Linked DNA regions of Mus musculus: all the other regions are linked to region 6. The links are chromatin loops, found by intact Hi-C in ENCODE. Cell type or tissue: left cerebral cortex. All regions are shown on one strand. Links, peaks and the distances in the headings refer to the core of each region. The heading gives the core; the rest is flanking DNA.

The links. Hi-C counts contacts between places; a loop is a spot of excess contacts. Peaks named below come from ENCODE experiments on the same cell type or tissue, not always from the same donor. Only the 100,000 strongest peaks of a DNase experiment are listed, where the experiment ranks them.
Region 1: it touches region 6 in a loop (4-fold over the local background); 35 of 42 quality-filtered maps call a loop at or near these places.
Region 2: a loop joins it to region 6, with 4 times the contacts of the local background. A loop is called at or near these places in 15 of 42 quality-filtered maps.
Region 3: a loop joins it to region 6, with 2.7 times the contacts of the local background. A loop is called at or near these places in 5 of 42 quality-filtered maps.
Region 4: a loop joins it to region 6, with 3 times the contacts of the local background. A loop is called at or near these places in 13 of 42 quality-filtered maps.
Region 5: a loop joins it to region 6, with 3 times the contacts of the local background. A loop is called at or near these places in 12 of 42 quality-filtered maps.
Region 7: it touches region 6 in a loop (4-fold over the local background); 16 of 42 quality-filtered maps call a loop at or near these places.

The regions. Positions count from the first base shown.
Region 1 is chr11:105,330,490-105,334,953 of GRCm38, reverse strand. It overlaps Mrc2 (mannose receptor, C type 2), which reads right to left. Exons shown (of 30, transcript NM_008626.3): 7 at 2,882-3,070; 8 at 2,564-2,718; 9 at 1,223-1,330. Among named protein-coding and RNA genes, the nearest start is that of Mrc2, 40 kb to the right of the region's middle. In left cerebral cortex, for the core only: a CTCF peak has its summit at 2,293 (motif pointing left); DNase peaks (open chromatin) are centred at 2,298, 2,571 and 2,955.
Region 2 is chr11:105,361,096-105,365,559 of GRCm38, reverse strand. It overlaps Marchf10 (membrane associated ring-CH-type finger 10), which reads left to right. Exons shown (of 12, transcript NM_172568.2): 11 at 1,002-1,044; 12 at 4,361-4,464. The coding sequence ends at 4,416. LOC115487808 (a long non-coding RNA gene) reads right to left here and starts at 2,715. Exons shown (of 2, transcript XR_003949780.1): 1 at 2,311-2,715. In left cerebral cortex, for the core only: a CTCF peak has its summit at 2,544 (motif pointing left); DNase peaks (open chromatin) are centred at 1,454, 1,812, 2,368, 2,959 and 1 more place; H3K4me3 peaks cover 2,172 bases; H3K27ac peaks cover 2,458 bases.
Region 3 is chr11:105,258,818-105,263,281 of GRCm38, reverse strand. Tlk2 (tousled-like kinase 2 (Arabidopsis)) reads right to left here. Exons shown (of 22, transcript NM_001112705.2): 16 at 2,930-3,021. Among named protein-coding and RNA genes, the nearest start is that of Mrc2, 32 kb to the left of the region's middle. In left cerebral cortex, for the core only: a CTCF peak has its summit at 2,627 (motif pointing left); no DNase peak of the experiment used is centred there.
Region 4 is chr11:105,267,763-105,272,226 of GRCm38, reverse strand. Tlk2 (tousled-like kinase 2 (Arabidopsis)) reads right to left here. Exons shown (of 22, transcript NM_001112705.2): 18 at 2,432-2,601; 19 at 990-1,128. Among named protein-coding and RNA genes, the nearest start is that of Mrc2, 23 kb to the left of the region's middle. In left cerebral cortex, for the core only: a CTCF peak has its summit at 1,890; a DNase peak (open chromatin) is centred at 1,877.
Region 5 is chr11:105,682,315-105,686,778 of GRCm38, reverse strand. The region is part of intron 3 of Tanc2 (tetratricopeptide repeat, ankyrin repeat and coiled-coil containing 2); the gene reads right to left. Among named protein-coding and RNA genes, the nearest start is that of Tanc2, 95 kb to the right of the region's middle. In left cerebral cortex, for the core only: CTCF peaks have their summits at 1,829 (motif pointing left) and 4,116; no DNase peak of the experiment used is centred there.
Region 6 is chr11:105,909,864-105,914,327 of GRCm38, reverse strand. Tanc2 (tetratricopeptide repeat, ankyrin repeat and coiled-coil containing 2) reads right to left here. Exons shown (of 26, transcript NM_181071.3): 20 at 4,002-4,125; 21 at 1,241-1,416; 22 at 839-971. Among named protein-coding and RNA genes, the nearest start is that of Cyb561, 32 kb to the left of the region's middle. In left cerebral cortex, for the core only: a CTCF peak has its summit at 2,522 (motif pointing right); DNase peaks (open chromatin) are centred at 497 and 2,535; H3K27ac peaks cover 635 bases.
Region 7 is chr11:105,589,662-105,594,125 of GRCm38, reverse strand. Tanc2 (tetratricopeptide repeat, ankyrin repeat and coiled-coil containing 2) reads right to left here and starts at 4,140. Exons shown (of 26, transcript NM_181071.3): 1 at 3,877-4,140. In left cerebral cortex, for the core only: a CTCF peak has its summit at 1,998 (motif pointing right); DNase peaks (open chromatin) are centred at 2,031, 2,760, 3,647 and 4,083; H3K4me3 peaks cover 2,740 bases; H3K27ac peaks cover 2,003 bases.

The sequences.
Region 1 (4,464 bases), core at 125-4,124, 580 kb after region 6:
AATTCCAGGACAGCCAGGAATACACAGAGAAACCCTGTCTCAAAAAGACCGAAAAAAAAAAAAAAAAGAAAGAAAGAAAAAGAATCAACATTAGGAAAAAATAGCATCCAACTTGGACACCAGAGCTGAGAAGCTACGGACAGATGGAGGACAAAGAGAGGGCTGGGTGGACCTCGGGACTCTGCAGAGTGGAGTCTGGTGGGATGCTCCTGGGGAGGGAGGGAGTGTGGGAGGGAGGCCAGGGCATCAACCAGAGAAATGACCACCTTAGGTGCAGAGACAGCTCTAGAGTTAGCACCAGGAACAGAGAAGTGGCTGTCATGCCATCTGGGAGGCCCTCAGATGCCAAGCAGGGCCTAGGCAGAGACCCCTGGCTCTCTCAGTGTTTCCCCCTGGACACACTATCCACACACACACACATCCCAGGCTGGCTTCCAATTGCCTCTTCACTGTACTCACGCCAGGACAGAGATAAGCCCCGAGCTCACAGACCCCCAGACTCCTCGGCTGGAGCCCTGCCAGCCTTCCTCCCTCTCCTGCAGCAAGTGTGACCCTGCCTCTTGGGGAGAGCTCAGTTAGGGGTGGGCCTTTGTTGGAGTTTAATCCAAAGGAAAACGGGGAAGGATCTGCAGAAAGGAGTGGCTGCACAGAGGACCACAACGTGAGCGTTATGAGTAGCCTCCCCCATAGACCACTCACTGGCTGGGCCATGCCAAGTAGGGTGGAGAAGGCCTGTCACATACTCACCCTCCTTCACAACTCACAGCCCCCCTTATTTACCCAAAACAATGCTGGAGCCCAGTGGGCTAAAGGATGAGGAGGGAGAAAGTTTTCCCCACTGTGTGGCCTCTCTCCTCCAGAGAAGACGGCCAAACACACTCTGCCATCAGACTGGTGCACTGAAGAGAGAGGACTGGGGTGCACAGAGCCAGCCCACTGCCCCGCCTACTCCTACAGTGACTAGACCAGGCTTGACAATTTGGCTTTCTCAAACTCAACTGTGGAAAGAGACCTGGAGCTGGGGTGGGGGGCCCTCTACTCCCCCAAGGCCCCACTCCACTCTCTGTCCCCCAAAGACATACCCTCAGGAAGGGGCAACCTTCCCTCTTGGGAAACCAAGAGGATGCTGGGCAAGGCTGCAGGGTTTCCTCCGTCTCTCCCCACCCACCCAGGGAGCCCCTGGGGCTGACTCCACCTTGGACAGTTTCAAAAACACCCTCACCTTCCGGCAGCCGTGGTCCTCCTCCGCAGCGCCCTGGCTCAGCCGGCCTGCCTTCTTGCAAATGGATGGCAAGGACTGGTTACAGGGACTGTCGTTCCAGCGTCCTTCCTACGACACAGGATCAAGAAGACTCACCCCAAATCTCTCACTCCACCCAAGTTTTCCAGTCCATTTTCTAGACCTGAACCTGAACTTGCTGTGTGATTCCTAGCAAGCAGCCTCATTTTCTATGTCCCAGGCTGTTGAATGGAGAGAGCAGAGTTGGTTCAATAGGCTTCGCAGTTAGAGGAAAAACAAATCGTTCAGAGGCCGCGGGAGAGATGGCTCAGCAGTTGGGAATACTAGCTGCTCTTCCGGAGGACCCAGGTTCAATTCCTAGCACCTACAAGATGGCTCACAACATCTCTAACTCCAGCTCTGGGTGGATCTGGTGCCATCTTCTGACCTTCGCAGGTACCAGGCGTGAAATTCTCTATCTGGTTACTTTGGACTGTGGATAATCTTAGGTAACTGAACTGTGCAAACTAAGCCCATAGGTCTTATTCCCTGAGACTACTGAAGAACCTGGGAGAGAAAAGGCTGGTGTGCCCAGACCTGAATCTCAGATGGTGACGAGGAATTGGGCCCTGGGGCCTCCCAGTCAGCATGGAGTCTGCCTTTACGCCCCACCCTGACAGCACAGCATCTGTTCATCTCATTAATCAGGAGACTCCTGGCACATACAAGACGCTCACCGAATCATTTAAATTTTTATATAGAATCCCTTTGTGCAAACAGATCTGCTGCTTAGGCCCTGGGACCTCATGTGAAAGCAGGAGACTCTGCCCAGGCCTCGGGGCTCTTCTCTGTCAAAACTCTGCCTCAGTTTCCACTCCCGCTTCCCCCCCCCTGCCCCCCGCCCCCTGCCCCGGATCTGAGTCAAGGCACGGCAAAGCAACAATCATCCATGATTTCTTGAGAAGACAGAACCCTGAACTGAGAAAGGTCCTGGAGGGCAAGGGCTGGAACCCAGTGGCCTTGCTCGCCCAGCTACGCCATTGCATGGGTTCTGGTGCCATCTGCTGGTAGGAGGGGACAGCTGGCAAGAGACCAAAAATGGGCCCGCCATGCTTGCCTAAGGCTTCTGGAAAATTAGCTCTCCCAGTCCTGCAGGTGACTTAGCTGTGGGGGTGAAGGTGGGGCTCTAACCCTGCCAGGCGATCCTGTGGAAAGGAGGGGCCTGGGGTACACCAGGGCTGATAATAGACAGTTATTTTTCAGTGGGGGGGGGGGGGACGAGGCACTGGGAGCATGTGGGTGGAGGGGGTGCTTTGGTGCTATTATGAGAAAGGAAAGTCTCACCGGCCCCCAGATGGTGACACAGTCCTCCAGGCTGTCACGAAAGTTGTTGGGCTCAAAGGGGTGCCAGTGGGTGAAGCTCACGAGGCTCCCGTCGGACCACTCAAAATTCATCTGCAGTTTCAAATCATTGAGGCCAATCCATAGCTCCTCCACCTCTGGAGTACAGGAGGGCAGGAGAGAAAGGAAAGGGAGAAGACCTTGAGGTCAGCCCCAGGCCGGCAATGAAGGAAAGAAAATTCTTTGTGCTTCCTAAGTAGGAAGGGATCAGGCATACAGACCCTCGCCTCCACCCAGTACTAAGGACAAGCAGCCCCTCACCTTGCTTGATCTGTTTGGTGATGAACTCCAGCTCAGCCATGCTGTGGATGCTAAGGAGGTCACCCCCACCCCGCAGACACGCCCTCTTGGACTCCTGCCAGCTGCGCTTCTCGGCCTGCAGGCGGTAGCAGTGGCCCTGGAAGGGCTGCCAGCTGGGGTCACATTCCACCTTGACATTGGTCCACCGGTCTGTGGAGAGGCACGTGTAAGTGCTCAGACAGAATCTAATGTGTGTCACGCCCGCCATCCCTAACCTGTCTCATCTGTCACATCTGCCTTCTTCATGACAATAGCCTTAGGATATTTAAAACCCAGGAATAGCAGATATAGCCAGACCATCTCTGACTGAGTCTCTCAGGGAGAGATGAGCAAGTGGTGGGACGCACCAGCCTCTTAAGTCAGTATCTACAGTAAATAGGGTTTTCTGCTACGACAATCAAACTTAGCGCAAGGACACTATGCTTTATTCATTCATTTATTCATTTAAAGCCTCCATCAAACAGGTCCACAGGGCACCCCCTCTGTGTTGACCTCTGCAGTCTTGGATAAAAGAAACAAGGGAAAGGAGTCTTGGCTGATAGTGAGGCCCAGTCTGACCAGAGGTGGGGAGAGCAGCCAGGAACATTGCAGGGCCCATAAAATCTGGACACATCCCCTTTCTAGAGCCGCCCACTAGCTCCTTCCCTCTCCACACCTCTTCTTGCTTCTGAAGTCCCTCCCCTGCACCCACAGAGGTGCCTTGGGGTTTTAATCTGCTAGGGACTGGAGTTTGAGGGCAACTGAAGCGAACAAGTCCTCACTTGGGTCTTGGCAGAAGAAAACACAATTTCATCAAGCCACCCACAAAATCAGGCTCGGGCAGGATTTCTGACTAGGAAGGAGTGAGGATGTGAGCCTATGCTATGCACTGCCCCAGATTAGCATTCTGAGACCAGCTCCATCCCGGTCAACTGAGGGGTGTTCCAGACATGCCTCTGACTAGAGACTCCTCAAGGTGGGCTGAGAAAGGGGACAGGGGAGCTCCACAGTGTAAGAGATAGCAGTCACCCTTCATTAGCCAATGCGTTATGACTGTGCTGCAGCCCAGGACAGAGCTTAGTAGCTATTCAAGTCCCAGGATCCTGAGGGAAGAAAGGGTCCTGTGGAAATGTGTCCCCTGCTTTGGAAATGACATGTCCTTCACAGTGAGACTGGCCATTCACTTAGAATGGGTCTTCTGCAAACATCTGGGGTGCCGAATGAGGGCAAGGAGGCAAATCCAAGCCACAGACTTGTGTTTAGGTCCTTGCGGCTGGAGGAGAGCTTCCCCAGACAAGTGACAGGGGAAAGAGTCCTTGCAGGGTCCCCTCTGTCTTCCTCTCTGTGGAGGTCTCCACAGGCACGCCATATTTTCTCTGTGAACATCTCTACTTTAGCAACCCCACAGCTACAGAAGCCGGAGCACAGTAGCCCCTGTTGTTTACACTGCCTGGGAAATGCCAGCCTTAGAGACACTCCTTGGGCCAAGCCAAACCAGGGCTCCAGCTTTACACTAACTTTGCAAGAGGAAATGCATCCATTCTCAATGTGAAAATAAGGATTCT
Region 2 (4,464 bases), core at 132-4,131, 550 kb after region 6:
ACCATCCCCATTTACAACTGTTTCTACAACACAAACTCTTGTCTCAAGGACTCAAATCTTCTCAAACGTGGAAAGCTCAGGTTTGACCCACGGTTAGAAAAGGGTCTCTGCTCATCAGGACAGGGATACCTAGTGACATGGGAGGGCTGGTCAGATGTCTGTCTGTCTATCTATGAGCACCTGCCACAGAATCTCAGGGCAGAGTGAGGTTGCCTGGGCCGCCCAGAGCATTGGCATCAGAGGTTAGTAGAGTACACCTGATGCATAATCCACAGGTTACCAAGACCCGCTATTCTAGACGAAATCCCATCCTTCCCCTGCCCCCCCCCTCCCCTGGCCACAGAAAAGAGCCTGTGGACAAGAAGTGCCTCCACCCAGGCCAGGGAGTTGACCGGTGACATTGTCCAGTGACATTGTCCAGCACCCCCTGTTTTGTCTTTAGCCTGTCACAAAGTCCCTGTTCTTCCCAGGGAAATAGCACCAAGCCCTCTGTGACAGGGCCCACATCCTTGCAGCCTGGCACAATGGCTCCCATGGAGTCCACAGCATTTCTTATTGTGGCATAAAATGCCATAAAGTCAGAACAAAGAGAGCCCAGGGCCTGGATGGGTCGGCAGCTTCCTGCCGAGCAGAGAATACAAGCGATTGTTTAAAAGCCAGTGGCGAGGCAAGTGGCCAATTAGCACAGCCTCCCTCCCCGCAGCCTGTAAATTGTGCCTGGACCATCAGAAAGGGATTCTGCTATTCAGATCAATTGCTGAAAGGAAGCGAGTCTGTTCACACTGCCAAATATAGAAGCCCGAAGCAGCAAAGGTGACCCGGGTTATCACTGCACTGTCCTTGGGACAAGCTGATCTCCATCGGTGCAGAAAAGCAGCCCTGATCCCCAGCACCTTGGCGAGTCACAGGAGTTCTAGGACATTCCGAGGCCAGGGAGGTACACATCTGTTCACAGCTGCATTGTAAAAACAATTCATGTCTCACTGTCTTCTCTCTCACAGTTGTCAAGAAATTACCCACAACCCAGACCGGAAGAAAATGAAAGTAGGTTTGGGGGTGCATCCTGTCCTGCCCCCAGTAAGGGTGCCTGCTAGGTTGCCTCTTTTCTGCTCCTGTGTTGAATCTATTACCCTGGAAGGAAGTTATGACCACCACCCAGAGGCAACATAACCCCACCAAGCTCGGGAAACGTTAGGCTTAGCTGGAAATCAATCAAGACGGCTGGATGTGGAGCAGATAAGATTTTTTAATTCATCCTGAAACCAAGGGAAAGGGTCAACTAGGCGGAAGAGAGTGCTTTCCTTGTTAGGTCCTCTGGCATCCAGCCCGTGATGGAGGGTTGGTTGGGTTTTTTTGTTTTGTTTTGTTGTTTTTCCTGCCAGGATCCTGCCTGGGATTTTCCTTCCCAGATCCTAAAAGCAGGCTGGTTAGCCATTACCAAAGAGAGCGCTCCTTTGACAAGCAAGCGTTTTGATTGGATTTTGATGACATTAAGCACATCAAGTGGGTCTGTTGGATTCAGAGGTTGAACAAAGCCAACAGGTCTCCAGCCTCCTTCAGACTGGTTTCTTATTCCATAGAAATTCCCCCTGGAGAAGATGAGCCTAATTAAAGCAGAGGGCTCAGAGGCAAGCTTTAAGGAAGACTCTATCCACAGAGAGAATAAGTGTCGCAGGGAATTGGAGGGATGTGACAACTGGGTCTCTCTGGGTTCTTCAAGGAGACAATTTACAAAAGCCTGCCCAGCCCTGAGAGCTTTAGGAGAGTGATTCCCACGCTGGCATCCACAATCTCGAGAACTTACCCGAAACACAGATTCCTGGGCCCTCCCACAGACTCCACTCCAGCGGTGGGGTGGGGCTCTGGAATGTGTCTTTCATGCACAGCCCACAGGCAGGGTTGATGCAGCCCATTGCAGGGATGCTTTGTGGACCCCTCCCCTACACCCCCCCCCCACACACAAATAAATACCTGACCAGAAGAGACACTGCACCAGTCCAGAGCTCCCCAGGGTGGGGCCAAGACTGCATCCTAGGAAAACCAGTTTGCTATTCAGGACACGCAGTCCTAGGGTGCCAGGCTCCCGGTGTTCAGAGATGGGGAAGGCCCTTCTTCATTACAAAAGGAGCTCTTGGAACCCCAATCCCTACGTGATGTGAGGTCCAGACCAACTGAGCGAGATCTCAGGGCTGCCGCCTGGGTGCTCAGAACTCGGCCTTGCCGCCTGGGTTCAGCCCAGGAAAGCGGCGGTAAGGTGTCTAAAAGACCATTGTGTGTCTGCCTGCACACACCACCTCCCAGGGACCGCACCTCGGCCAGGCGTCCGCGCACGGGTTCTCAGCGTGGCTTCGGCGAGAGCCTCATGATCCTACAGAGACGTGACAGGCAGCAGGGCTTGGTCCCCAACTGGGAGACCTTCAGAGGGTCCTGTCTCCTGGGCCCCGCCCCGCCTCCAAGATGCCCGCAGCGCTACCCGGTTCGGAACCTGCGGCGACGGGCGCGTCCGAGAGCGTTCGGCTGGGCAGGGGCGCCCCCTAGTGCTCCGTGCGACCGCTGTATCCGGGAGCCCGCGGGGGCTCCCCCAGACTCAAGGTCAAAGCAACAGGCAACCTTGGCTTCTAAACCTGCTGTCACAGGAGGCTGCTCTCTCTGGGAGAGTGTAAGAGCATCCCCAGGGAATGTTTAGAAAGGAATCTAGGCTGGCAGCGTGGTGGCCTAAGCAGACTGTGGGGAGTTCCATTCCAGGCTGCATTGTATAGTGAAGCATTTGTCTCAACCACCACCAACCACCACCACCACCACCATCACCACCACCACCACCACCACCTCCACCACCACCACTACAAAAAAAAAAAGTCTCCACAGAGAAGGAAAGAAGGGTATTCATTTCCTTCTCTGTCGCTCCCATGCAGATGGTCCCTCTGACTGTCTACCACTCATTTGCTGTCTCAGTTGGAACTGGCCCAGCTCCAGGATCAACTATTCACAGGCAGTAGGGCAGCAGGCTCTTTCCTGGAAATACAGGCCAAGTTCCTTCTATCTGCCCCCAGCCTACACTTCCCAGATACTGATAGGGAGGGGAGAGCCAATCCAGGCTGTACGGACGGAGCCCAGGACAAGAGGGACTAACACACGGACCTCAGTGACTGACCACTGGCAGCCCTTACCTTGTCTTTGTGCCAAAGCCACTATCAAGACAAAAGTCAGGTACCAGAAGTAGAACCAGGAGAGGCCAGCCTTTCCCCTGGGCCACATTCTTCCTCTTTGGTCCCTCCAGCTTGTCATGACTCACCTGCTTGGCAGCATTTGGTTAATATGGCCTGCCAGCACCAAGTCACAGCTGTGACCTGCCATCCCAGTTCAGTCCAGGTAAACACAGAGGTAAAGGACAAACTGTCAGGGCACAGAGGGTGGCACAAAGGGTGCCAAGCTGTCTGTGGCCCTGTGGTGCCAAGTCAGCCTTCTTACTGTACACCACTCCCTGAACAAAAGACCCCCCCCCCATCAGTAACACTGAGGAGAGGGCGTCTCAGGCAGATCCTTAGATGTGTGAGCCAACCTGTGACAGGGCTCCTGACACAGCTTCTCTGACAGCTGCTTCCCAGCTGGCCCAGATGACCGTCACCAGAGCCAAAACTAAGGCCAGGAAGAGGGCTCACGACCTGCTGATACGCATGCAGGTGTGGGGTGAACCCAGGCAAGCAAGAGGGCCAACTCCAGGATGCTCCCAGCTTTCAAGGGAAGTACTCTGTGGGCGAGAGGCTGAGAAAGCTGGAGTGGCCGGGGCCTCCTTGAGACCAGAAACAGAGCTGAGAGGGTCTGGGTGTGAACAGCCAGGTGTCATTTGCTCTGGTTCCCCCACACACTATTTATTCTACTGTGATAAAGTGTTTCTACATAGTCTGCAAACGTCCCCTCAAACCAAGACAAAAAGGAGCAACGAGAACAAGAGTTTCTCTGAGAATAAGGAGAACCCTTCTCCTGTCCCATCTGTTGTGCTCGGACCCTTCTGCCACTCCCAGTGCCACCCTGCCCTGCTCTTTGTCACCACTGTGCAGCAGGGTTAACTTGGAAACATCAGTCTGGAAGAAGACAAGGGCTCTACCTATTCAGCTATTCTACCTATTCTATTCAGCCTGCAAACTTTATCACCAGACCGGCATCTGAAATAGATTCCTAGAGCAGCCTGCAGTCCAGCTGCCCCTGGCCCAGCTGGAGCCCTAGTGCAGTCAGTCCCCAGCCCCAGATTAAAGTATCTGTTCCCCCACACTGTTCCAGGCCAGAGTGGGACAAAGAGTGGCAGTGGTGCCGCGCCCAGCTGCTGTGGCCCTGCAGCCTGAGAGATGGTCTTGCTTTCTAGGTTCCGAGTCGGGAGATGGTAATGCAAGCAACATTTACCCAGGCCGGGTCATCTAGCAAGGGAGCTGGTCGTGGAGTGCGGCAGAGACCTCTCCACCCAGAAGC
Region 3 (4,464 bases), core at 316-4,315, 650 kb after region 6:
AGAAAAACAATTTAATAAGACCTTACTAAGCAGGGCAATGCTTACTAACACTGAAGCATACTTCCTTTTCAATGTTAATCTAATGCTAAATTATCAAAGCACGCTTCAAAATCTATTATGTACTTGACCCAAGTTCAGAGAAGTTAGACACTTAACCAACTCACCCACTTTTAAAAACAGATTTACTTAGTGAACTGGAGTGACAAATGGTTTAAGCACCATGTGGGGGCTAGAAAATACACTCAGGTCCTTTGCAAGAACAACCAGTGTCTTAACTAATGGGCCATCTTTCCAGCCCCAACTTCAACTTATCATTATTTATAGCATAAAGCTCATAGCAGGATTTCCTATCACTTAGTTAAAATCAAATGTGGAAGTGTTAAAGATTTCTTCCCAGGCAAGACTGGAGGTCATAAGAACACCCCTTTCCCAATATGTCAACTGAGAAATGGCTGACAATCTCAGGTGCCACGATCCTCCCCTTCCCCCAAGAGGAAACAGTGAGAAGGTATAATAGACACACAATTCTAGTTAGAAGACCAAAGTTTAGACAAAGGAGGCAGTGTCTATCAGTCATTCCCTTTCTTCCTGATTTATTTTCATTTATATGTATGAACAAAAGTCTATGTGTATGTATGTGGGGGGGGGGAGATATCAAGGTAGTGCTGTGTGTGTGTGTGTGTCTGTGTGTGCCTGTGTGCATGTGTATCTGAGGAGGCTAGAACAAAGTGTCAGGTGCTCTGGAAATTGAGTAACAGACGAATATGGTGCAGGGAACTGAACTCAGGATCTCTGAAATAGACAGTGCTCTGAACCACTGACCCATCTCTCCAGCCACTTCACTTGATCTAATTCCAGTAGAAATGAGAGAAAGACAACCACTTGGCTGGGCATGGTAGCACATATCTAAAATCCTACCATTAAGAGGAGACAGAGGCAGAAGAATTGCTGTAAGTTTAAGGCCAGCTTAGTCTACACCATGAGACGCTGTCTCAAAGAATGTAAAACTAAAACTAAAACAGAACACCTCAATCTATAATCACGGAGGCTCAACCTGCTTGCCAAGAGTATCGAGAAGGAACCAGGGCCTAACTTCCTGCAGTTCCTCTGGTATGCAGTGTCACAGTTCTCTTAAGGTCAACAAGAAGCTAGATCTGAGTCTATGACTTTGCAAAATATGTACAGGTCCCAGCAGAGAAAGTGTTTTCAAGGTTGACCTGGTCCCTAGAAACACTGTTTTACAGTAGCTAATGACAGGTATTTGTAGAGAGATGCATATCCTAGATCAATACCATTAACTATTCTTGTAAGTCTCAATACAACACAATTTTCATTTATAATTGGTCAGAATATGTGGTTTCCTTCTCAAAAGTGTTTTTGGCATTCACTGCTGCATGCCATATATTCCTGACGTCAGGTGACTGGAATGGACTTTTAATAATGTATCTGGCTTCTCAGAAACATCTGGACTGCAGCTGCTTGTCATGTGAGCATGTGCACACAGGGAGTTTTACACAAGGCATTTATCATCCCTTGTCCTACCTCTGTCTAAAGCCTACTTCTCTCATGCTGAGTTCTGTTAGTGTGGAACAGAAAGACTTCCAGTTCCCTGGAGCACAGTAGGTTTAAAGCAAGACTGTTGAGGAAATATCTAACCTTCCTCTTAAGACTTAGGAAGTTAACTAAAAGGCTTCTTCAATACCTACTAATTTTTTCTCCTTCAAAGTCTTATGAGAAAAAAACAAAAACAAACATCTAAACAAAAAGCAAAACACCAAGGCCAAGGCTATTTCTGTAACTCAAAGCATTTGTTATTATCAAAAGGGGCTCGTCTTCTCCTTTCAGGGACAGAACCTGCCTCACTCAATATTCCTATCTATCACAAGGAGACAAAATTGCTCAGTGGGGAACGTATTAGCAAATTAAGTCTGGAGATTCCAAAACAAATGAGCCATGAACGTCAGTATTTAGAAGCTCAGGAGGGAATATGACAAAACCTGGCATTAGTGGAACAAAGAAATCCACGGCTGCATATGTAATAACTATTCATTCCAAAGAAACCACCCTTTAGCCCCGCAATCCCAAGGACAGAAAAGAAAAGGGATGCCATTTTACTGGCATTCTCAAGACAGGCAACCACAGGAAGCAGAGCACTACAATCACAGAAATTTGAAATATGAAAGTGGACGGGCCACAGGAAGGCACACTAAGACTCCATTCTTCCAGACCCACTGTCTCCTTCCCAGTTGACTAAGGGAATTATCACTGAGTTTCTACAGACAAACAATAGTTTCTAGGACCTAGTTTACTGTCTCTAGAAACAACAGGAGTCAGAAGCACAGGCTCCGAAGTGGATGGCTGTGTTTAAACTCAGCTTCTAATAGTCTCAAGTTCTGTAAGTAACAGTTTTATCATTGGTAAGACATGGAGTATATTCTCTTTGCTGGGACAGTAAGGAAGATTAAAGAAAACTGTCAATAATTCATCCAAAGCACTTTCAAAATGCAAACACCCAGGCTGGAGAGATGGCTCAGGGGTTAAGAGCACTGACTGCTCTTTCAGAGGTCCTGAATTCAAATCCCAGCATCCACATGGTGGCTCACAAACATCTGTAATGGGATCTAATGCCCTCTTCTGGTCTGTCTGAAGACAGCAGCAGTGCACTCACATATAATAAATCAATCAATCAATCAATCTCTGAGCTGGAGTGAGCAGAGACAGAGAGAGCAGAGGTCCTGAGTTCAATTCCCAGCAACCACACGATGGCTTACAACCATCTGTACAGCTACAGTGTACTTATATACATAAAATAAATATATAAATCTTAAAAAAACCCAAAACAACAATAATAAAAAAACAAAAACAAAAAACACACACCCCAGCTATCATTAATGTCTGTGGAAACATCAGACACTTCAGCAACACTTACTTGTGGTAATTCTCCTTTTTCTCATCTCTCCAGTTTTTATTTAACTGGTGAATTTTCACAGCTACATATCTTTGCTCCGTTAGATCAAATGCCTATTAAAAAAAAAAGGAATAAATTATATTCTACATAAATACTAACAAAATTTACAGGGAACTCTCTTGAAGCTTCTATTTAACAAATCAACCAACACAACATCCAAAACACATTATTAAATGAAAGTAGCAGCAAATGACAGATCATGTACTTGCTCCAGTGTTGCAACCGTCTTCTTGAAAATTGTGATTAGATAATTTAGAAGTCTCCAGACACACTGGCACCATGGGATTTAAAGGACAAACTCAAGCAAACACCACAAGCAGATGTTCTCAGGCTTGCTCCCAATAATGCTCACTTACTCTGGACTTCATCCCTCCTGATCTAGGACCTGTCTTCCTTAGGTTGTCTCTCACCCCTCAGCTAGCCTAGAAGATTCATAAGCACCAACACTGTCTGTTTCCTTTTGAAACCCTGGGACACGGACTGACTGACTGCTTCCTACAGGAAACAGCCCAGCTGGGACACAGACTGACTGACTGCTTCCTACAGGAAACAGCCCAGCTGGGACACGGACTGACTGACTGCTTCCTACAGGAAACAGCCCAGCTGGGACACGGACTGACTGACTGCTTCCTACAGGAAACAGCCCAGCTGGGACACGGACTGACTGACTGCTTCCTACAGGAAACAGCCCAGCTGGGACACGGACTGACTGACTGCTTCCTACAGGAAACAGCCCAGCTGGGACACGGACTGACTGACTGCTTCCTACAGGAAACAGCCCAGCTGGGACACGGACTGACTGACTGCTTCCTACAGGAAACAGCCCAGCTGGGACACGGACTGACTGACTGCTTCCTACAGGAAACAGCCCAGCTGGGACACGGACTGACTGACTGCTTCCTACAGGAAACAGCTCAGCTGGATATGATCATTGGTGTGACCATTCACAAAGTATCCCATAATTCAGTGTGCTGTGTTCGCTAAAATAAGAACTGACACAAAACAAAACCACTCAGCTTTACATTTGGTGTCACAACTATGAACTCAATGAAAGCAAAGTCTTAATTCCAGCAGTAGCACACAGGAATGGGCTTTCCTGAAGAGCAGCAGCCCAGCACTGGTCAATCAGAGCTGCTCATCTGTGCACACAGGCACAAGTGTACAGCACGCCTACAGAGAACAGAGGTGGCCAGTGCTCCACGAGTCTTCCCATTGCTTCTCTAGAAAAGTTATGTGTAAAATGGGGCTGTTTAAAAAACAAAGGTCGTGTCATGCGCAGGAGAACTGCCAACAATTGGGGCCAGCCTGAATCACTCTGTCAATTTAGAGCCAGTCTGGGCTACAGTGTGAAAACATCATAAAAACAGGGGGAAAGAAGTTAAAAAGGGCCAGGCATGGTGGTGCATGCCTTTAATCCCAGGACTTGGGAGGCAGAGGCAGGTGGATTTCTGAGTTCGAGGCCAGCCTGGTCTACAGAGTGAGTTCCAGGACAGTCA
Region 4 (4,464 bases), core at 222-4,221, 640 kb after region 6:
TCTATTTTAAACATAGAATTTCAAGGTTTTAACTTAGAAACTTACTCTTGACTATAGGCACCACTTCCCCAAGCGTACAGAGAAACAGAAACGCAGCTCACTGTCCACCTAGCAATCAGAAGCTCAGTTAGGAGAGCAGGGCTCATTCCGCATGTTCTGAATGGCACGCCCCTTCATCTGCTTCCACTAGAGCCCCTCATTACTACAAAGAATTCTAAGCCCGGGGCTTTCTCAGCCTGGGATATAGCAGCATGCTACTTACCGCTCCTGTGCTATGAGGCTTTTTTAGGTTAAGAACCATTTAGGGCAGAATGTGGCTTTGTGTAACAACCTCAGAAGGGGATAAAAATCACAAGGTCACAATCACAAAATCACATGCCCAGGCACAGGTATGCTTTGTGACTCTCACTGTAGAAAGTACTAGTGAAAAGCCAATAGCAGGCAGGAGTGCTCACAGAACTGTGAGGCAGAGCTAGGTGGGGTCAGGTGACTGGGAGAAGGATGACACAGGGCTCAGTAGAAAGGAGTCTCAAACCCTTTAGGACATGCTAACAAACAGGAATATGAGGGAATCTATAGATTTGTTGTTTTGTTTTAGGCCTATCCTTAATTCTTGACTTAACAATTCATCATCCTAGAAACAAATCCCTCATCCTATTAACACAAGGAGAGGCTTCTACTTGAACTGTTAAGAATTCAGGGCTATTTTTTTAAGGCAACTAAACAACCCTGTTCTCTGCTGGCTTGTACAGTCAGCACTGTGTAATAAACACAGATCTCCAGGGGACAGACTATACAAGCACTCTCTCAAGGGTTTTCAAGAACAGAAAGAAAATAGAAGAAAAATTGATATAGAAAATCAAAGTACTAAAAACTCTACTTCTGTCTTAGCAGACTACATCAGGATTAATTGTTAATCACTAAGGAGTCAGTATAACAGAGCCACCTCCCCACCAGCCGATTTGGCAGACTTCCTCCCTGATACCTACCAATAAGTACCAGCTCCTTGTGACGTCAGCTCCATGCCATCCACTGAATTGTAGCTATCATCATCCATGATCTTGGAAAGACCAAAATCTGTAATTTTTATCTCTCCACATGCTGTACCATTTACTAAAAGGATATTACCTAAAAAGATAAAGACCTTTATGAATAAAATGAGACTTCTTTATTAAGAGAAAAGACACACAAGAAGGGAACAAGTGAATTCTAAATCTTTGGAATAAAACAGTCTAATTCTAACTTTGGGAGAATCCTCAGTGTCCACTGGAAATTTCTATTTTCTTAGAATTGCCTGTTTAATGTGCCAAAATCCACGCTGGGCACTGGAAACAAAAATGACCTGCCAAAGTAAAATATTACTTGTACAGTTGATTTTTTAAGAAGAAGAAGAAGAAGAAGAAGAGGAGGAGGAGGAAGAGGAGGAGGAGGAGGAGGAGGAGGAGGAGAGGAAGAGGGAGAAGAGGGAGAGGAGGGAGAAGAGGAAGAGGAAGAAGAAGAAGGAAGAAGATGAGGAGGAAGAGGAGGAAGAAGAAGAAAGAGGGAAGAGGAAGAGGCGGGGGAAGAGGAGGAAAAAAGAAAGAAAGAAAGAAAGAAAGAAAGAAAGAAAGAAAGAAAGAAAGAAAGAAAGAAAGAAAGAAAGAAAGAGAGAGAGAGGGGGGGGGGAGGGGATGGGAGGGAGGGTGGAGGGAGGGAGGGGAGGGGAGGGGAGGGGAGGGGAGGGGAGGGGAGGGGAGGAAAATATGTGGGAAAATTTCACATGAACTTTCAGTGTGCTCTCTATGCTACCAAGCTTAGAACAGCAATTTCAGGAAGGTGGGGGTAGGGGAATTATAAAGAAAACATTCTTGGGAATCAAAAATGGTGCCACAGCGCCACCTATAGCAGGAAAAGTGTAGTGACTTTTCTAGAAATAGAATGGTGAGTGGCTAAACTTAAAGGTCACAGCCAATAGCTCCACATAAAAGGAGACAGGCACACACATTTAAACAGACAAAAAGCGAGCTAACAGAAATATAAAGTAAGGGATAAAGGCTCCTTGCCTTTTCCTGATGCCTACTAAGTTAAATGATAATTTAAAAAGATAAAAACTGCTTGGGTCCTTAAGAAAATGAGGCAAGGCATATGTATACTTTATCAGGGAGACCTGAGACAAACTGCTCCATTCTGTGAGTAATGGGAAAAAGCCAAAATAGAACTTGCCAGAACAGCTGTTTCTAAATGTCATCATTAATTTTCCTGGTTCAGCACACAAGGTACTATTTCCCCACCCATCCCCCCTTTCCCAGCACCAAGCGGCCCAGGACTCTTCTTCCCACGTTACCCAGGCATCTACAGTGATAGACTGTTGGGTCTTCTTGGCTCCTGTCAAATTCTTTGACTTAATAAACTTAAAAGTCATTTAATAATATCTCCTGAAAGTTAGCCATACCTGGTTTGAGGTCATAGTGTATGATGGGAGGTTTTATTTCATTTAAGTACTTTAAAGCATTCACAATCTGCATAATAATGGATCGGGCTTCTTTCTCCGACATTAATTTGTGCTGTTTTAGGTAGAAGTCCAGGTCATTCCCTTCACAGTATTCTAATACTGTACAAAACCTGAAGGCATAAACCAGCATTTAACAGTGGAGTAAAAAGCAGATCAAACCACCTAAACCACTCTCAGCAGAGCTCAGGTCTCAGAGCTTCCATTCCTTCCTTTGTTCCTAAAACTTCTTCTATTCCTTTCTATCAGCTGCCAAAGGCTCAGAGGGCGAGACACTTGCTCTCTGGGAGATGAGCTTCTGCAATCTCCATAGTGGCATCAACTGTGCCAAAGTTCATTATGGCGCATTTCTTCTAAGAACACTGACAAGAACTGTAATGTGTGTCTAGTCACCCTCTTATAGCAGGGTCTCCTCTGCATACCCATAGCACATGTCCATTATTACACAGTGATCAATCACACAATTATCCTTGCACGTGTCCAATATAAGTGTATACACTAAGGAAGAGTCTAAGTTCTGCTCAGGTCTCAAGAACTAGTTGTATACTATGTCTGGCAGAAGACTACACAAATGTGTTCCATATGGTACGGATTCTTTTACTTATATTCATGCCAATATATCGCTCATATCCCCCATTTAAAATTGCACGTTATTGTTGGCACTACAACTAATGCATCTATCTCCCCAAGTATTAAAATTGATGTATGTTTCCTTGAGCTACTTGAATATTCCTGAGAGATATATACTTTTTAAAAAAATATTCCTGAGAGATATATACTTTTTTAAAAAATCTTTTTAGGTTATGGTTTATCAGTCAGGACTTAACCAAGAAATAAAAAACACTTGAATATTGAAGACAGAGGCTTTGATTTACAAGCTGAAGATCTAAGAAGACAAACTGTCCAGTAAGGCACCCTTGTGACTAGTTACAGCAGGAAACTGTTAGCACCCTAAAGCCAGAGGGTCAGAGGAAGAAGGTGGTGCTATTCGAAGTCAGGTCACCAGGGAAACTAGAGCTATGTGCTTACTCACTGGTTGAACCCAGATGAGCGCCCACTGACAGCTTACCAGAGATGCCCCCCAATGCAGTAGAAGGAAAGGAAGTAGTAAACAGCTATAAGCTGAACTTCAAGCCACACTGCAACTGACTACAAACACACACTTGCAGAATCTCAGGACTGAACAATAAACTATAGTTTTTATGACACCTAAAATGCATGGTAATGCTCTGAGAGCCTATCTGAAATGCCCATTCTTATCTGAGATGCTGAAATGAGTCAGACTCTTTTTCTTGGATATACGTCTACACAAGGGCTGCTTGTCTGAGAAAGCTTCTGGGTGGATAGACCAAACTCTTAGACAGCCTTAGGAGAGTGATGTAACATCGACGGGCAAGACCTAAGGTATCTTATGTTCTCCTGACTCAGGCCTAACTGCAACTAAAAAAGTTTTCAAACACTGAAATGTCCCTAAACCCTGAATAAACCAAAGGCTCTGCAGCTTACTGACCTTATTGCTATACACAGGATTATCAAGAGGACCAAAGATCTTACATTAATAATTTTATTTTTTTGATATTTGAAAAGCCTGAACCCTAAGATCCCTCCCAGTTCTAAAATCCTATTGCCCAGAAACCTGTATTCCAACAACCTGCGTCACTAGGTTGTCTTTCCTTTTGTCACATTAACCATCCTGCTTTAGGATAACAGGATGATGATGTGTGTATCAGCCTCTAGATTGGGCCTGCTAGTGGCACGTCAGCAGCAACTGGAACCAGTTCCTAAGGACTGACTGCTACACTCTCGGGAACACGGTGAGCTGGCTAGATACTGTACATAAGACTAACCAGAGTGTGATAAATAGACCTGGTTATAAGAAGGGAGGAACTAATGACACCTAAATACAACAAACATATATCTGGATAAGCACCATGCTAACTTAAATAAGCCAATTACAAAGGAACACATACTACATG
Region 5 (4,464 bases), core at 310-4,309, 230 kb after region 6:
AGAAAAAAGTGATGATTTTTTGTTGTTGTTGGGTTTTTTTGTTTTGTTTTGTTTTGTTTTGTTTTGTTTTGTTTTGTTTTGTTTTGTTTTTGAGACAGGGTTTCTCTGTATAGCCCTGGCTGTTCTGGAACTCACTCTGTAGACCAGGCTGGACTCAGAAATCCGCCTGCCTCTGCCTCCCAAGTGCTGGGATTAAAGGTGTGCACCACCACTGCCCGGCATTAATGATGATTTTAACTGACATGTAACTAAAGTTATTTTAAAACCTTATTTTTAATGATGGTTCTTAAACACTTTACCCTCCTTTTCAGCCCACCATCCTCCAGAGGTATGAGGAAAGAAAGAATGTGGGGCAGGGGGTGAAAGGTTCTTTGGGGCAACTCCAGTCTATGTTGTCTGGAAATAGGCAGTTCAGTTATAGGTTAGTGGTGGCAGCTCGATCCACTGGCAAACACTTCAGCAGTCTAGTTCCACAGAGTCAGGATAACAAACAAGAATCAGCAGTGGTAGCACTACCTAACAGAGACCTAACAGAGAGCCAGACCTCAACTTCAACTTGAATCAGCAGGATGGACCCAGAGGGTCACCAAGAGAAGTTCTTGGCAGTGTCTCTCTTAGTGAATCGAAAATCAGCAAAGACTTGAGACCCACAAGCACTGCACAGCTAGCTGTGCCAACAAGTCAAGCTCAGCCTCTGTCACTGTCCATAGAGTCTTTTAGATACCCTCTCCAAACATCATGTGTTCTCCACAGGTCTTGCCTCAGCAGAGCATCTGTCTCAGCTGACATCACTTTGCCAATTCGCTCAAGTCCGTGGAAATGGCAAGAAACTGTAGCATACCACCAGAAGTTTTTTGGTGCCATTCTCTCTCTCTATCGAGTCCTGACAAGTGTAACTCAACTATGCAATGTAAGGTGGACCAATACATGTTTGTTGTTAGCAAAGAATCTTTCTTCATGTGACCTTAGTAGAACATCATGTGTTTTAGTAGAAACACATCTTCATGTGTTTTAGTAGAACATCCTTTCACCTATGTCTGCTTCAGCTAAATGTTCCTTCACATGTTTGCCCCAGCAGAACACCATCCACCCTTAAGTTTTCACTTCACATGACTTGTAGATAGTAATGGCACAATAGACCCACATTAGAGACGAAGGGTCATTGTGAAGGGAAACATTCATTCCCAATGGCAGAAACTTGAGCTAGGTACATGGTTGCTCATTTACTTTTTAAGGAAAATTGACAAAGGTATTATTGTTAGATATTGACTTGTAGACAGTGTTGAATGATATAAGGGACTAATGCAACTTGGAAAAATAAATGAAGTGATGACAAAGAAATTTAGAGATTAAAAAAAGAAGTCTTTGAAAGAGCACAAATTACCAAAGTAATCCATGCCCCATGTAAATACCTGCCAAAGAACAGACTTCAGAGAAGGAAGTGCTCAACACAGTATACCAAACAACCTGATTTGAGGACTCAACCAATCTCTTTACCCACTCATTGCTTCTGTCCAAGGGAGGAAGACTTTAAACACATACTCAGCACTGTGAGTTGCAGCAACACTATATTGATGATAGCCATAGCAAAGTGTCCGGCCTGGCAGGGCTCCACAGATGCAGTGGAGAACAGCTACACAATCAAGTTCCATACATGGTATCACTCATTAAATGATCTGTGAGCTACCTCTCTGTTCTTCCTTTCTGGCTCCTACTACTTTCCCTTCCTAATAATTCTATGTATTTTAAGCAAATTTTGATACTTTATTTATCTACCATATGTACATTTTATACTGTTAAGTTTTTAAGTTGTCTTATTCTGCCCTCTTGTGGGAAACAACTCTTTCATCTTTTACAGTGAACAAAACATTGAGTCCAACTTGTTTCTACAATGAAATAAAGTAAGTATTAATTCTGTAACAGTTTCACTTCAGGCTTTGCTAGTAGGTTCCTCATCCTTTGCCATCCATTAAGAATTATATGAGCTTTATGAACTATAGAGGTTTTTTTTTTCCCCACCCACCTTTCAGGCTTTTAAGATTATCTACTAGAAGAACTCAGACAATAATTTAAATCAAAATACTGTGTATATTCAATATGATTTTCAACCTTCTTTGTGGCCATGCTTTTATTCTTCTTTTTCAAAATATGGGCAAGTAAGGACTAACTTCTACAAGGCTTCTATTGCTATTTAGGCAAATTATCATAATGCTAAGTAGTCGGGTATGTTCTGACACAAAATATGCTTGGAACTGTATGTTACAATAACCTTTAAAGACTATAAGTCATTATAAATAACTTTGGAAATATAAACATACATGAGTAATTGGTAAGAGTATTGGTTACTTTCACCACATATTATTATTAAGAAACCATTTCAGGATATTCTGTAGAGATAACCATGCTATGCTGCTTAAGAGAAAACAGGAAAAACAAATCTGCACCTCATTTTTTAAAGTATTCAAACTAATTTATGTATGTATCTATATATCCTTGAATATGTCATTATGAACTCAGAGAAACATAAAAAAATAATGCTGATATTTTAGGTGAATGGAGGAACAATTGTTTGGTTAAAAGTACTTTTTTAGCTAATGAGATTATAACACTAGAAATTCAACTATGGTAATATCCAAACACATTCTAATGTCACCTCTAACACCCCAAGATCATAAAGAATTATTGGCCAAAAGGCAAATTTCAAATTTAGTTTTATGAAAAAAGTGTTACAGTGGAAAAGATCAGCAAGAATGAATTTCAGACATACAATAGGACTACATATAAAAATGTTTCAAGGGGAATTATAAGTTCAGATCCTTCAAATATAACCAATAATAAACAAATTTATAATTTTAATATCAGAATGAAAGGTTCTAAATACATACTACCAAAAGTACACAGTGAGGCATACTTGATGCTTATCTATAAATCCCTGCACTCAAGAGGCAGAGTCAGGAGCCTCACAACAAGTCAAAGCCACTCTGGTCTACCACATGGCAAATTTTGGGTCAGCCAGGCTACAGAGGAAGATCTATCTCAAAACAAAGAAACAAACCAACAGAAAAAGTGCTGCAGAGTAATACAAAGACAAAGTATTTTCTTGTGGAGAATAATATAACCTAGGTATAGTGATTCAATTTCTAGTGCCCATATGGCAGCTCATAACTGTCTAACTCCAGTTCCAGGGAATCCAATGACATCTAGGCTTTGTACAAACTAGCATATAGGTGGTATAGAGACATACATGCAGGCAAACACCCACACCACATAAAATAATAATAAAGTAGAAAACAGAAAATATATGCAATTAGATGGAGGAAACTACAGCCCAGGTCAGAGCATGTATATAAAGATAACAGTATAACTGCAGCCCAGTAAATAGTTTGGTTTAAGCACAGAAGGAAGAAATGTAAGCAGCAACATCCATGGACAGCAATCTGAGTAAGTGAAGCACAAGTAGTCAGGTTCATCTCTCACCTTCCTTCCCACTTGTATGTGGTTCAGAAGACATTGGAGATCTCTGCCCCTAAACTGGAGCAGAGGTATGGGTATGTATGAGAGAGTAGACTACAGCAGCAGATTAGTACAATTCAGGAAAGACTCTAAAGCCAAAATGACAATGGCACAACACACCAGATACCTCACATGTCCTCTATTAAGAAGAAACATGAAACTGAATCTATTCACAGTCAGACAGAGCAGATTATCACACGGCATGGTGGTGTCTGCTGTTACTTATTTGTTCTAAATGGACATGCACTGTTTTGGCTGGCTGATATCTGTAGTATACTAATTATTGGGTATTTGAGTATTATTCATACAAAGAAGAAAAGAAAATGTCATACTAAACATAGAGGGGCAACCACTGAGATGGCTCAGTGGATAAAGGAGCTTGCTATCAAATCTGAAAATCTGAGTTCTAATTCCAGGGACCCACACAGTGGAAGGAAAGAACTAATTCATGCAGGCTGGATTGAGAAAATGAGTGAAATCTACTGCTTCTCCTTTCATCTTTCTCTTCCAGTCCTGCCTTGAGGCAAGCCTGTTTCGTAAGTAGCTGTACCTAAGGACGCATATGCCTCCAAGAGACGAGAAGAGACTAGAGCCCTGGTGGTAGAACATAACAGAACTTACAGAAGAAATGGACAAATTCACACTGACTGACAGATGTCAATATGCTTCTCTTAATAATAGAACAGACAGAAAATTAGCAAAGATACAGAAGACAAGACTGAACATTACCAATCAAAAAGACTATGTTGTATGACATTTATAGAACCTTACATCTTTAAATAGTATAACACTCTTTTTGAAGGGTTCAGAAACATTAAGGTAAATTGTTTTATCATACACTTTGGTATATACCTATAACCTCAGGACTTGATACTCAGGCAGTGATAGTAGATTGCGAGTTGGAGGTCTTGATAGCTGATCTATATTGTCAATGTGACTGAACTTTAAAGT
Region 6 (4,464 bases), core at 298-4,297:
TTCACTCACGAGAGAAAAGAATAGTTAAATTGATTAGTTTACAGATGACTGGATTATTTACCAACTAAACTTTTCAGGGTTAGTTATCAAAAAGTTCAAGTTATTCTCTGCAACAGTCATTAAAAAATCTTCTTTTAAGGTGAAGTAAATTAAAAGATTAGAGGTGTAGGGAACTCATGCAGGCTAAATCAAAGAGGAGAAGGCAAAGCTGACCAAGCCATCAGACCACGCCTGATGCTGACAGCGGTGAAATATACCTCGTGGGCGACTCGGTAACGTCTGACAACCTTCAAAGAAAGGAGAAAACAAAAAGTTGTAGGAAAGGAAAAAAAAATGGATGAAGGTGAAAAAAAAAAAAAAGAAAAAAAAAAAACAAAAAAAGAAGGAAAAGCAGCAGTGAGAGGCAGGCAGCAAAAGCCAGCACATCAGCAACCCTGTCTACAGTGTGTGGGTGGGGGAGCAGCTGGGAGAGCAGCGGCAGGGGCTGGAGAGTGAAGCACGGAGAGCAAAGGAAAGCAAAGGCTTATGGTGCTGCAGGGAACCAGGATGCTCAAAGGGTGGGGCCAGTGCACAGGCAGCGCGAAGATGTGCATAAGCTCAGCGCAGCCTCCTGGCTCAAGCTACAAAGGGCAGGGCAGAGAGTCATGTGACTCTGGATACAGGGTTTCATGACTATGGCTCAGATGTACTCTCTCTGGGCCAGTAGCCTTTTGTTCACTTGGGCAGTAATTGGACCAGGGCAGAGGGAGAACTAGATACATTCACTCCAAAAAACCCAGGAAAGCCAGACCACTGGCCCCTGGGCACAGATGGTCAATATCATCTCTCTTTCTCTTACCTATTTTGGCTCCTTTTTTCAGTAGAGTTACTACAACAGACGTGTTCCGGCAACCCACTGCCCTATCCAAAGGACGCATTCCACTGTAGTCAACATGCTCAATCATGGCCCCATGATCTACCAGGAACTGGACCTAGGAAAGGAACAAGCAGAACACTTAACAGGTACAATGGATACAGCTTGCCCCTTTCAAACTGCTTGTCTGAACCAGTATCTCTCTCTCTCTCTGATTTCAAGTCACAGTGATATTCTTGCTTTTGAATAATGTTTTGTATATTCTCGTCCTCTGAAGAGTCTAAGTTAGAACTATCAAAACAGTATTTCGCATTTGATCCTAGATAGCATTCTTGGTGGATAGCACCCCTATCCTTTCTCTCCTGAGGCCTGTTTAAAGGTACTTACCACCTCAGCATCACCGTAGAAAGCTGCTAGGTCCAGTGGGGTACGGCCATTCTTGTCTGCATGGTCTGTAGCAGCCCCGTTATCCACCAGAGAGCGTACTACTGAGAGATGGCCCTTCAGACAAGCCCAGCTAAGGGCTGTTAGTCCTTCTTTGTCCATCAGGGCAATGGAGGCACCTGAAAAAAAGAGTGAGAGTTCTGTTTTAACAGGACTGAGGACACTAAAGTTTGTAGCCGAAAGGAATGCTGATATTTAAGGTATACATACTATTGAAGAATAGCTTTTACTTCTAGATTTTTTTTTTTTTTTCATTTTAAGATTGGCTCTGGCTGGCCATGGTGACATATATCAGTAATCCCGAAAATAGGCAGGAGTAAGCAGGAGTTTGAGGGTAGCTTGGGCTACACAGTGAGTTCAAGGCCTGTCTGAGTCACATCTCCATCTGTTGAATGCTGTGGTTATAAGTGTGTGCCAGTTCAGTTTTTGTGGTACTGGGACTGAACTTGGAGCCTTTTGAATTTTGACTCAATTTTTTTGAATCAATTTGCTATGCTAGGCAAGCACTCAGCCAGCTAAACTGTACTACCAGCCTCTAAATTATAGATTACTTAAAAAAAAATAAAATTGCTTGAGAGTTCCTATTCTACAATATTCTACAAATAATGTAAACTTACTTAGTGAAAACTCACTTAAGTGAAAAACAAAACAAAACTAAGAAAACCTAAATAGAAAATACAAAAGGTTCAAAGACCATGGGTAAGGAAGAACAAACCTCTGTCATCTATGCCTAATGAATGTCTGCTGTCATGCAGCAAACACAGTAGTCATCTAAGGTCATCAGTGCTGAAGAGGCCCTGCCTCTTCTATTGGACACAGTTTGTGGCTTTGTGCCACGTCTTAAGAACCTAGGTCTGTTCCCTATGAAGTCAGACTTGTTTGGCAACTTGTACCATGGAAGCAAGAGCTACACTGTACCCTGCAAGCACAATTTTTGATTCTAGCCACCTTTGAGTCTCAGGTTGTGGAAACAAATCTTTCTTGAAAAGATAGAGCTAAAGACACAGCAAGTCTCTTAAGAGAAGCCAGTCTTCCTATTCAACTTTGGCTGTTCAGGTCTGGGCACAGTTCTTCAGAAGGCTGGATCCCTTAAAGGAAAGTGCATCTGTGTATAGATAATTATATATATTTAAGGTTGGTTTATTAACAGCGAAGGCTAACTGGAATGATGTCATAGTTTCAATCGCCTTTCTACCTACTTCTTGATCCAAATCCAAGACTCCACTAGGTGGTGCTGCAGTGCTACTAGTGACGAGCCTTTTCTCTATGGCAGTCTATGATGCCACTATTGCATAGGTGGCTGAGCTTAGGGCAATCAGCAAGAGGCTGAAATAATTTACCATGTGCACCTGTAGAGAAAATGCAGTTTCCCACTTACCAAGGGTGTGAGTATGTTGGAAAGCACCACAGGGAATTTATTATGATAGCTTAATAGCAATATCCTAATTCTCTAAAGAGGGTCTCATTGCTAGCAAGTGTCTTAACTTCCCTTTACCTCCTTTGGGTTAGAGAAAAAACATGTTAGCTGTGCAGGCTGACAAACTGATATGCAGCTTTACTTGGTATGTTGGTGCACACCTTTGATCCCAACACTTAGGAGGCAGAGGCAGGTGGATCTGTGTGAGTTTGCAGCCAGCCTGGTCTATAGAGAGAGTTCCAGGCCAGCCTACATAGTAAGACACCATACCACCCCCAACCCTACTCCCACCCCCATCAACAGTAGCAGCAGCAACAGCAAATCAGCCTCTAAAATAGATGGATATTTACTGGGTATACATCAAAAAAACATTGAAGTCTGGACTTGAAATAAAGAGTTCAGAATGTATTGATTTCATAATAATCCCTCAGGCTATAAAGAAAAAGAGAGTGTCAGAGTTAGAACTCCCCAGTGTGTAAGTGGGCAGGCTGGGGTGGTAAGGTATACATGTAAACTTTGCTCTCTAGAAGCTAAGATAGAAGGGTCACCTCAAGTTTGAGGTCAGCCTGGTCTACATAGTGATAAAACATATGCCCATTCAAATGTACATATAACACACACACATGCATCACACACACACACACACACACACACACACACAGAGCATGCAAGAGAACACCAGGTATACTTAGGTGATTGAGGCAAGAAACAAATGTGAGTTCAAGGCCAGCCTGGAGTTTTAGTTTAAAAAACTGGAGGAGAGGGGCTGGAGAGACCACTCAGCGGTCAAGAGCATTGACTGCTCTTCCAGAGGTCCTGAGTTCAATTCCCAGCACCCACATGGTGACTCACAACCATCTGTAATGGAATCTGGTGTCCTCTTTTGGTGTGTCTGATGACGACAGTGTACTCATAAATAAAATAAATAAATCTTAAAGAAAAAAACTGGAGGAGAAAAATAAAAAAGAGAGCAGGAGCATCTGGTTTTGCGTTTTCTTTTTTTTTCTTTTTATAAAAAAGATTTATTGTATGTGAGTACATTGTCGCTGTCTCCAGACACACCAGAAAAGGGCATCGGATCCCATCACAGATGGTTGTGAGCCACCATGTGTTTGCTGGGATTTGAACTCAGGACCTCTGGAAGAGTAGTCAGTACTCTTAACCTCTGAGCCATCTCTCCAGCCCAGCTTTGCATTTTCTAGTTAACCCAATTAGTACTATCATTCTTAACGAGCCTGGAGTTAAGTGGATTCTTACAGGCTCTGTTCACCGTCTTTCAGGGCTTACCTTGTGCTAGTAGGAAGTCCACGGTTCCTAGATGGCCTTCAGAAGCAGCCATCATCAGGGGAGTACGACCCTGCTTGTCTGCCATGTTGACATCAGCTCCATGGGTCAGTAAAAGATCAACAATCTGCGAGTGCAGGCAAACAGAGGCTGGTTATTGTAAGGAGAGCTGCTGAGATGACACATGTATGCACTCTCCTACAGCGTGAACTACTCCTCGCTGCAGAGGTGAGTTTGTCCTATAAGTAGCTTTCTATTGTAGCAACCTACTTAAGACTTTCTGTACAGTTCTAACGGCATGTGACTTGCTACCTTAACTCCCCTAGAGATAGATGAATAAGGAGTCATCTCTGAACATGTGACCAAGACATTAAGTTAGAAAAAAAGACAAGTCAAGATGTGTTCTAAACCAAAAGGAAGTTCCACCCCAAGTAACTACCCATGTCAGTTCCATTTTATTACTCTC
Region 7 (4,464 bases), core at 296-4,295, 320 kb after region 6:
ATCTGAGTACCATCCGTAAAAATACTCTCCTTAACTTTGAGTGATTCGGAATTTGATCCAGCTAGAGTGACCAAGTAGTTTCCCTCAGACTTTAACTGTATTTCAAGAAGGAAAAAACTTTGACAAAGAAAGACTCGTATGCATTGCAATGCATAATCATTCTAGTATATATCCAGTAAGTATCAACCATTTCAGTATTTCCCCTTTGAAACTCCTGTTATTAGTATATTCCTGTTTAGAGTCTACTTCTTTTCTTCATTCAAAAAAATCCTAATTATTTAGGAACTGCTAAAGGGATAAAGTCAACTATAGCAAACAAGGAGAGCGAGCATGACAGAAGTAAAAATCAATGGTGAGGGGCTGGGAGTGCAGCTTAACGTTAGTAAACACCAGGCCGTGGGCTTATCTCTAGCACCACTGGAGGAAAAAATATTAGTAACAGCCAGACAAGGTGGCACATGGCTTTAATGCTAGCACCATGGATGCACAACAGAATGGGTAAGTCACTGTCAACTGGGGCTACACATGGGGACCCTGTTTCAAAGAAGAAAAAGTCAATGATGGGAGAAGGAAATAACCAATTAAGGTTTAACAGTGTTGGTGGTAAATTTTTACAGTAAAAATGCAAACCAATTACAAGTAAAATATTATCAATAAAAATTCAGAGCAAGTATGATCCTATATCTCAATCAATTTCTTCAGTATAATAAATTATATAGTTTTACATCCTAAAAATGTTTGTTCATAATTAATATGTTTAATACCCATAATATCAACAAATGTATATTAAGGTAAAAGACTGTCTACATGAACTATGTGAGTCACAAGGTAACCAGAAAATATTTCTGTGAACAGACTGGTAGAAATAATTTGCAAATAAATAATTATCACAATCATGAGAGGTGACAGTCCACTTTCTAAAACAATCGAAGCTATATGAGGAATGTAGAGTTCACTGCTGTTCCTTGAGCTTTATTCGTTTTTGTAAATATTTCATATGTAAGGAATATCTATAAAACAATGGTTAAGTGCTAAGAAAAATCTGAGCAAACATTTGTTTGGAAAAGCTAATTATTCAAAAGATCCAACCCATTTTTGCTAATCACATTAAAACAAATAGAGAACATAAAATGTAAGTATGCAGGAGAAATAATTTCATCTTGATTTTCCAAATAAAGTTAGCAATAAAAATTTACTGATACTTTTTTAAAAAAATACCATGAGGTATATGTGTGTGTATCAAACTACCTGAATATAACTTTTGACCTCTAAAGATCCTCCTCAAAGAAAACATGACTATAAATGTGTCTTTAATCACATGAAAAGTCCTGAATAAGACTACTTACTGCTTATAATCACATAAAAAGAATTTAAAAACAAATTCCTAAAAAGAAGTATTTACTATAAGCACTCTTTGCACATGTGTACACAGTTTATTTGCTTTATGGTGGACATGTGCATTTAAGTACAGTATGCCTTGTCAGTACTAATTCGAGGACAATCCAGTATAGTGATGAAGGACAGTTAGGAGCCAGAGTTTCCAGCCAGAGTTTCTAAATTAAAACAGCATTTCCAATTCTCAGCTACATAATCTTTGGCAAATTAATCTGTTTCCATTTCTCCTGGGTAAAATGGAAATAACAATATATACCTCAAAGAATTTTGTAACTGTATAAACAATGTACAAGACTGTCAGGAAGTGTATGCTGTATAAATGTAACCTACTACTACTAAAGTAATAGAGTCCCATGTTCCTGAGCATTTTTAGCAACCTGAATTAACTAATATCAGATACTATTTAAATGGGACATCAAATCTAAGATCTGGTTAACATGTGTTCCTAGCTATGCACTTTAAAGTAAACAAGTGATTAATAGATCTACATAGCCACTCCAATGATAAAGAACAATCTGAAAAGACTGTTTCCCAAAAGTTGCAGCTATCAATTTCTTCCCTTACACAAGGGGGCAGTGATAACAAGGAAAGAACAGGGTTCTGCAACACCTCTTCCTACAGACAGTAGGGGGTGGCAGTGCATATGGCTTACAGTCAGAACAAAACAGGAAGACCCAACAGAACTGCTCTTTATTCTCTTCTGGCCCTCTTCTCTCTTTAGCCTCAACAGAGCCTCTTCAGAAAAGGCTAAATATCTTCAGAAAAGACTAAAGTTCAAAATTAATCAAGGAAAATCCAATTTCGTTTTTGAAGGAAATGATCCCTCAATGAATGAATCTGGAACCAGGGCGAAGCCAATCACTATGAATTTTCAGATTATCTGGCAAATTACTATAATAAGAACAACATTCACGCAGGTAATTCAATTTATAAGAATTCCAACATAACACACCAAGATATCATCAATAATTAAATACACCCTGGTGAACACATCAAATATTTCTGCTTTTGTTTCAGTTACACAGATACTCAATGTATACACACGTTATTTTTAATGGCTCATCTAGCTGTCTTTTGTTACTTTTGAAATTACAGTATGTTCTGACAATCCTCTCAAAACACAGATGTTCTTAGATGGAAGTCACAACGTTTTGTAGCATGTGGACACACACACACACTTAAGAGAGAAAGATGGGGTTGAAAGGAGGAGGAAGAGAGGTAAGGAACAGTTGTTTCATTTGTTTCTGGTTTTCCCTCACATCCCGAAGACAATTTACCTGGTAAATGCTACAAGGAACACTAACTACATTGACAGTATCCATGTTGCTGCATTTTATGCCAATTTACTGTATAGCGTTTTTATCTTATCTCACCATCCCATCTCAAGAGCTAAAACATACCAGAATATTCCACTATTGCCAGGCTCTGTAATTAGCCACTGCCATAGCTTTTGGCTCCAACCCTTCAAAATGCCTGAAAATTTATCCCTTTTGTTCACCATATTGTTCTGTTTTCCTTGTTCCACTTATTTTCACCTGTAAAAAAGCCAAGGCAGGGACACATGAAAAATCGTTCCCTTTGCCTAACGATCCTGAACACACAATTACAGTCAGGGTGCTTGGCTTGTTTGTCTTTTTTTGTTGTTTGTGTTTTTCTTTTTTTTCTTTTTTCCTTGAGAGGAGCAGAGGAGAGAGTGAAAGACATCCAATCTTTTCCTAATGCTAATGACCATTGTTTATGTTTTCTGGGAAACATTTTAAACATTCCACACCTGGAATAGAGAGACAGGCTACAATTGCATGGATGCTCTACATGTTGATGACAAAATCTGAAATCATTTTAGCCCCATTTTTTTCCTTTCCCATCTCACAATCAGACAATCTTTTTTTTTTTTTTTTTTTTTTGCTTTCACGTGGGTACTTTCCCCATGTCAAAAATCGCAGCTCCTCTCGATCTCCTACGACAGAATATGTAGCAAAAGCCCCATTAGTCTTTTATTATAGTACACCTCCTTCCCCAAAGGAATTATTCATGTTCCTAATAACACTTCTACCATGCATTTCTACGCCACAGAGGCCAGCCCATCCTGTGCCTTTACCTGGCACATTTCACAACTACTTTTATGCTGCATTCAGGGACACATTTTGCAACTCGTTCTGCACCACATTCCTTGCCACGTTTAGCAATCTGCCTCGCATCTCATCCCGGTCCCCGTCATCCAAAGACCCTCCAGGTACCAAATACCAAGACCAACCTCGGTGACAACCAAGTGGTAGACCCCGGAGCCCTCCGAAGCCGCCCTCGGTCCCACATTCATTCGGAGGCAGCCTGCCTTCCCCACGCCTTCGACACCGGAGGCACTTCACTGTCCGTTTCCCAGTCTCCCTGCTCGCCCCAGCCCCCGCAGCTGAGGCGTCGCAAGCGAACGCCCCTGTCACCTCACCCTCACCGACCCTTCTTCCCTGCTCGCCCAGCCCTTACCTGCCGTTCTAAGGGGCGCGGCGCACCTCGGGGTCAAGCCCGCGTGCCAGTGGTCTCCGGTGAGGACCGCGCCGCCCGCGGACGCCCCACGGAGGATCCGCACCTCAGTCGGGCTCGGCGGGGCCTCGCGGCCGGCGAGCGCTGGCAGCCCGCTGCGGTCCTCCTGTCAGCGGCGGCGCGGGGGGGACAGGCTCGCCCCTCAGCACCGCGGCGGCGGCGGGCGCCTCGCTCCGCCTCGCGCGCGGCACAGCCGGGAGGTGAGCGCGAGGGGGATGGGAACGGGGGCGGGGCCGCCCGAGGAGGCGCGCGGGGCGGCGGAGGGAGCGCGGCGCCTGCCGCCTGGGGCCCCGCGCTAGCGGCGCTCGCAGCTGGCCGCGCTGGGCGGGCGGGCGGCTGGCGCGAGGCGGCTGTGGCCAGCGGGCCCCGCCGGAGCAGCGCGCGCCCAGCAACCCGCGCCCGGCAGGCCGCTCTCTAGCGCCGCCGCCGCGCCGGGGGCGTCGCACCCTCGGAGGCCGCCCGCAGCCCCGCCCCCTCCGGGCCGGGTTGGGGAGGAGCGCGAGCGCGGAGGGAGAGCGCGTGCGTGGGGGC